Regions from separate parts of the Homo sapiens genome. Here region 1 is linked to region 2. Evidence: chromatin loops called from intact Hi-C (ENCODE). Cell type or tissue: ascending aorta. All regions are shown on one strand. Links, peaks and the distances in the headings refer to the core of each region. The heading gives the core; the rest is flanking DNA. Region 1 overlaps CMKLR1 (chemerin chemokine-like receptor 1). Region 2 overlaps FICD (FIC domain protein adenylyltransferase).

Region 1 (2,904 bases), core at 290-2,789, 210 kb after region 2:
GAGAGGCACAAGCTGGATGGCTGGGAAGATACTTAGGGCTTGTGTACGGGACCCATTATTGGGGGCTACAGGGGCTTCCTGGCCTGGAAGGACAGATGTCCATCAAATGCTCTTGCTGGGGACCTTCTGTGACTAGGAATGGCTGCTGGGGAGATGGTTACAAGGGCAGCTAGGTGTCCAATAAAGTAATGAGGCTGAGTTTGCAAGGGCGTGTTCTCATGGAACTTGGTTCCGTCTGGGTCTGGGCTCGAGCCTCAGCTCAGTCCTCAGGTAGGCAGGGTCTAGATTGCTCAGGCCATAGTAAGGCATTGGTCTTGATTCTAAGAACAAGGAGGTGCTAAGAGGTTTTCAGCAAGGAGTGACATGATGTGGTTTGCTTCTTGAAAAGATTTGTCTACTAGGAATAAAATGGTCTGTGTACTAGGTAGATAGGTTTCTAACCAGTTAGGAGCCCCTGGTAGCCACATAGGTAAGCAGAGGTGATGCTCACAGCTGTGAGTTGTTGGGAGGACAAAATGGGAAGAACTTGTTGATAGATGTGTGGGTAGGGAGGGAGGGGAAAGTGTGGAGAGTCTGGTTTCTGAGTCAGAGTGTTGGCAGGAGATGGACAACCCACTCAAATGAGGTGATTAACGAGAACTTAGTCAGGGGAGGACTGACAAAAGGGTAGACAGTACAAGGGATCCCTACCACGCTCCGGGTCCAGTGAAGGCGAGAACTCACTGTTCCTAGACTGAGGGGCTAGAGCAGGAAGTAGTTAAGGCACCCAAGGAGTGTGGCTGTGGCCAACCCGCACACCTCTGACAAGGAGGGAGCTGGAGGGTTTGTACCCAACCGCACGCTCCACGCCTGCAGTTGTGGATCAAACCAGAGGTCAGAGGGCAAACAGCCTATTGAGATTTTCAAGCAGGTCAGCCTGTAGGGCACAGAACAGACAGGGATCTGGAGACAGAGATCCCCGGAGAGGAAGGAAACGCTTTTAAGGCTCAAGGAGTAGTGTTCTAATGGGAGGATGCCAGGCAGTGGCGTGAATATTTTGGGTGGGGGGGTCTCCCTGAGTCGGTGAGCTCATCAGCTGCTTTTCCTGGCCTCTAAGCAGGTGGGCTGTCTGGGTTCAGGGGCATAAGCTCCTTGTTTTTGCCCATTCTTATGGAGTCCTAAGCTCCGTCGTGGCCCCTTCCAAACCCGAAAGAAAATGGGACAGTCTGTTAGGCAGCCCGTGCCGCTCTGCTCTGCTGCAGTGACTCAGTGCGAGCTCCCACATGTGGGCGTGGGACCAGGGAGGAAATTCTCTCCTGACACGGAGCTAATTCTGTCCTGGGGCTGGCAGCCAGGCCTGTGGCTGGAACATCTGCAGACACTGTGTGGTTTCCAGGTTCCCGAGTCTGTCAGAGCCTGGGGATACAGGGATCTGGAGGTGTCTCTGGAGCCATCCTTGGGAGATGAGAGGCCCCTTCTCTCTGCCCTGGAGGGTAGGAGATCTGGTGAATGGACTGGCCCAGAAGGCAGCAGGCAAAGACATCAGCACCTACAGTCGTCCAGGCCAGGGGGAGGCTGGTATGCTGCTCAGGAGAGACATTTTTGAGGGCAAGAGTGGTGACTGGCCCGCCTCATTACATTTCAGCTGCTGGTTGAGGCTGTGATCTTGTGCTTTGGGGTCAAAAAGTCCTTGGTTCAAATCCCGAGCTGATGCTTAAAGGCTGTGTGAATCTGGACTAGTCACTTCACCTCTCTGAGTCCCTATTTGCAAATCTATGGAACGGTCTATGTGGATCACACTGAGGCAGAAGTTATGGAAGTCCCAGGCACAGTTCTAGGCTCTGGGGATACACCATAAACAAGAGAGACCAAGTCCCTCTTTTCTATGATTTAGAGAGGGTCATGCACTCTCTGGGCCTTAGTTTCCCCTGCTACAAGAGATGGTCCTCCGAGGGGCCTCCCAGCTCCTTTTGGAGGCTGACAGAATTGGAGGAGAGGTGTCTGAGCCATCTGGCTGGACTGTCAGGGTGGGTCATGTGGGGAGAAGATGGGGACAGGAGCCAGGCCAAACATGGTCATTTGCAGAGCGAGGAATGTTTCCAGTTTCCCTGATGGGCTCTTACGCCCACAGGCCCTGATAAAGCCCCTGCATTTGGCCTGTGGCCTGCTTTCAGGAAGAGGTTAGTGGTAGCCTGCGATGAAAGAGACAGCAGATTGACAGAGTGGCTGCTGGAAGCTTGGGCTGGCTAGGCGCACAGGTGAGGAATGTTGCAGGTGAGGGGCAGCCGAGCCTGTCAGAGGGGGAGGGCTGACCCGTGACCGGTGTGCAGGAGGTGGAGAAAACATGGGAAGAGAGAGGAGGAGGTGGAGACTGAGAAGACAGGGAGACTGCAGAGAGATGGAAGAGACGGAGAGGGCCAGGAACAAAGAGAGGCAAACACAGAGACTGGGGGAGAGAGAGAGGCAGAAAGAACAAGTCAGATATGAGACAGAGGAGAGTAAGAACAGGACAGAGGTGGAAGCAGGGAAAGAGACAAAGGACAGAGAGACCAGGGCAGAAAAGGAGCCAGTGCTTTGCGATGTAAAGAACCCATTGGGCAAAGGGGTTTAATCAAGGAAGCAGAAGGTAAATATCTGCTGCCCAGATGGTCCCCGGCCCTGCTGTACACTGAGCCCATAGGACACACACCGGCAGGGGAACAGCCAGAGGAGGTGAGGCCCTGGATCCATATGAACTTGGGTTTTGAATCCCAGTCCTGGTAATGGCAAGGAGAACTCACTGTCTCTAGGCTGAGGGGCAAGAGGGAGCAGTGGTTCTTGGTGCCTGGAGAGTATAGCTGTGGCCAAGTCGACCCATGGAGACCCTACAGGGAAGGAGCTGGAGGGTAAACACCCAACCTTGCTGTCCTCCAGCCCTGCAATCCC
Region 2 (2,863 bases), core at 364-2,863:
CCCTTATGACAGATGGGAACATCTCCCAAATAAGACAGTCTCAAGCATTCATGTAATAAAATAACTTTATTAGAATCAGGAATTTGTTAAAATAATATCCTTCACATATAGCTAAAGTGCAAATTCTCTTGCTCTGTAGTAGAAGCAAGCACATCTGTCAGACCTCCGTGGTGTGCTTATAAAACCAAGACGAGAAGAGTTTTAAGAAGTACCTCTGGCAGCATAAGAGTACGAAAACACATTTTATAAAGGTTTGAACAATTATCATTTGGAGCCATTTCATATATCGTGTATGTCTTTTCACTTATTTTTCTTAACCTTTCAAAAACTACTCTGTGCTATTTATACAACTGAAGAACTGTATAAACTACTTTAGAGCAGTGGCCTCATTACTGTCAGGAACGGAATTACCAAATCAAAGAGACAACACTGCGTATTCGCCATCACTCACACACTGACAAAGTGCAGTAGTGTTAGACATCATGGGCTCTGTCACTGGGAAAGGGACCCAGTGACTTCCACCTCTCTGACTCTAAATAGCAGCAGTCATATTGGCACCTGTACCATATGATTCAAAGAGAAGATTCTACTTCCATTGGATGACAGCTTGGAAACCCGGCCATATTACATAGAGCACTACATCATTTCACAAGTTGCGAGAAAAATAAGGCCACTCCGAGGCAATCTCTTCTGCCTCCCAGGGGGATGGGACACGGGACAGTGCAAAGACCGTGGAAGATGGCAGTAAGTAGATGAAACTCCAGGACCAAAGGGATGCAGCCTGGCCATGGCTGAAGGTTTTTGCTCCATTCAGTAGAAACTGGTGCTCTAATTCATTATCAAAAATGCTTACTTGGTGTCCACATGGCACTTGTTTTCTCAGGTTAACATCTGCCTACAGAAAACTCAGGCAGAGGGGTGAGGGCAGATGCCTACTAGCATAACACCTGGTTTGCAGCACGATACAGGTGGAATGACAAGCCCAGAGAATTTCAGACGAAAACATCTGGCCTGAGTTGCTACAAATGAAGTGTGAGAGAAACGCGGATACACAAAGAAAACCAAACTGCCCGCCCACCATGTTTCCCCCTCCAACATACAGCTCTTTATGGCTACCCCCTATTCTTAATTAGAAAAATAGTCTCAATATGAAAAAAAAAAAAAAAAAAACAGCTGCTGGCACTAAAGTTTGCAAACTATGGCTCAAAAAGTCTTCCTGCAGGTAAGTAAGGAATGTCGGCATTCATTTTCTCTTCTATGAAGTTTGCTTGGAAGTTAGTCACCACTAATCTAAACCTTGAGAAAGTGAGCTTTCAACCATTTCTCTCAGCTGCGACTTGGGTCTGACTTCCCAGTTGCAGTCACAGAACCTCTCAGCCTGTTTCAGAGAAGCACTTGGAGGAGTTATGTCAGTGGCTCTGGGCCCCGTCCCACACCTCTTGGCCGCTCCTCCACCTTAGTGCAAATTCTGCTCCAGAACCTTTGTTCTGGTCACATGGTGGCACTGTTGCCCCTAAAGCACGGCCACCAGCAAGACACAGCAGACACCATACAATACTGACTAGCTTGCTCCAAAGAAGAAAATAAATAGCTTGGTTGAATTATAAGTTATTTTAGAGACAAGGCTTCATAACTTAGTTTTTTTTTTTTTTTAAAACTAAAACATTTGGAGGTAAAGAATGTTTCTCCTTTTGCTTTAGGAAGTGACTAGGTTTCTAGAAATGCTGTTTCTTTTTTTTTTTCCTACCTCAGGACAGCCTTTGTCACTGAGGATTTCTAGGGTTAGGGCTTCACAGGAAGCGTCTCCTTGAACCCAGAGTGGTTGGGTTGGGCTTCTGGCAGTGCCACCGAGTACTCAGTTGTGGCAAAAAGCAGGGTGTCCAGGGTGGTCTCAGTACACTTGGCGATGAAGCGAATGAAAGGCCTCACGTCGCCCTCGTTGGCAGCTTCCAACACGTGGTAGTAGTCGGACCGCTGCTCCTTGCGGATGGTGATGGGCGGGTAGCCCGCCTGCATGAGGATGAGGTTCATGAGCAGACGGGAGGTCCTCCCGTTGCCATCAATGAAAGGGTGGATGTAAACGAGTTTATAATGGGCTAAGGCTGCAAACTCCACTGGGTGCAGGTTCATGGCTTCCTCGGAGTTGAGCCACTGTACAAACTCCTGCATCTGCTTTTCCACATCCTGCGGATGGGGAGGGATGTGGTGTCCGACCAGGACCTGTGTTGTCCGAAACCTGCCGGCTTCCACGGGGTCCACGTAGCCCAGCACCCGCCTGTGGATCTCCAGCACGTCGCTGATGGTGACGGAGCCGATGCGCGAAACCAGAGTCGTGTTGATGTACTTCATGGCTGCATGCATGCCTATGACCTCGTTCTGCTCCTCCAGGCTCTTCCCGGGCACGGCGTAGCGGGTCTCCAGGATGTGCCTGATTTCCGAGAGGGTGAGGGTGTTGCCCTCGATGGCCACTGTGTGGTAGATGTGATGGTAGTAGGTCTCCTCCATGACCCTGCGCAGAGCTGAGTTCCCCTTGGGGATGGACATGACCTTCTTCACTTTGCTGTCGATGATGCTGAAATACCTCTGGTCGATCTCTTCCACAAGAGGCAGTGTCCGATCGCGGTTGACCAGTGCTTTCTCATGGTAGGGTGAGATGGTCAATGCTCTGGTGTACAAGTAGTCCGCCTGGATGATGTCCTTGTCTTCTTCCGAGAAGATGCCAAACTCGGTGAGCGCGTCCACGAAGTCCGGGTCCATCTTGAGGGCGTGCATGAAGAGCTTTTGGGCTTTTTCCCGCTTGCCCTGGCGCTTCATCTCCAGGGCCTGGTTCAGGGCAGCTCTGGCTTCCAACTTACCCGCTGGA

The links. A loop is a pair of places that touch in the nucleus more often than their neighbours do. Peaks named below come from ENCODE experiments on the same cell type or tissue, not always from the same donor. Only the 100,000 strongest peaks of a DNase experiment are listed, where the experiment ranks them.
Region 1: a loop joins it to region 2, with 2.9 times the contacts of the local background. A loop is called at or near these places in 9 of 110 quality-filtered maps.

What each region holds. Positions count from the first base shown.
Region 1 is chr12:108,304,113-108,307,016 of GRCh38, reverse strand. All of the region lies in intron 2 of CMKLR1 (chemerin chemokine-like receptor 1), which reads left to right. Among named protein-coding and RNA genes, the nearest start is that of CMKLR1, 34 kb to the left of the region's middle. RefSeq lists an enhancer at 830-1,351. In ascending aorta, for the core only: no CTCF peak of the experiment used is centred there; DNase peaks (open chromatin) are centred at 656 and 1,296; H3K4me3 peaks cover 1,676 bases; H3K27ac peaks cover 2,500 bases.
Region 2 is chr12:108,518,395-108,521,257 of GRCh38, reverse strand. FICD (FIC domain protein adenylyltransferase) reads right to left here. Exons shown (of 3, transcript NM_007076.3): 3 at 48-2,858. The coding sequence ends at 1,783. Among named protein-coding and RNA genes, the nearest start is that of FICD, 4.5 kb to the right of the region's middle. In ascending aorta, for the core only: a CTCF peak has its summit at 1,504 (motif pointing right); no DNase peak of the experiment used is centred there.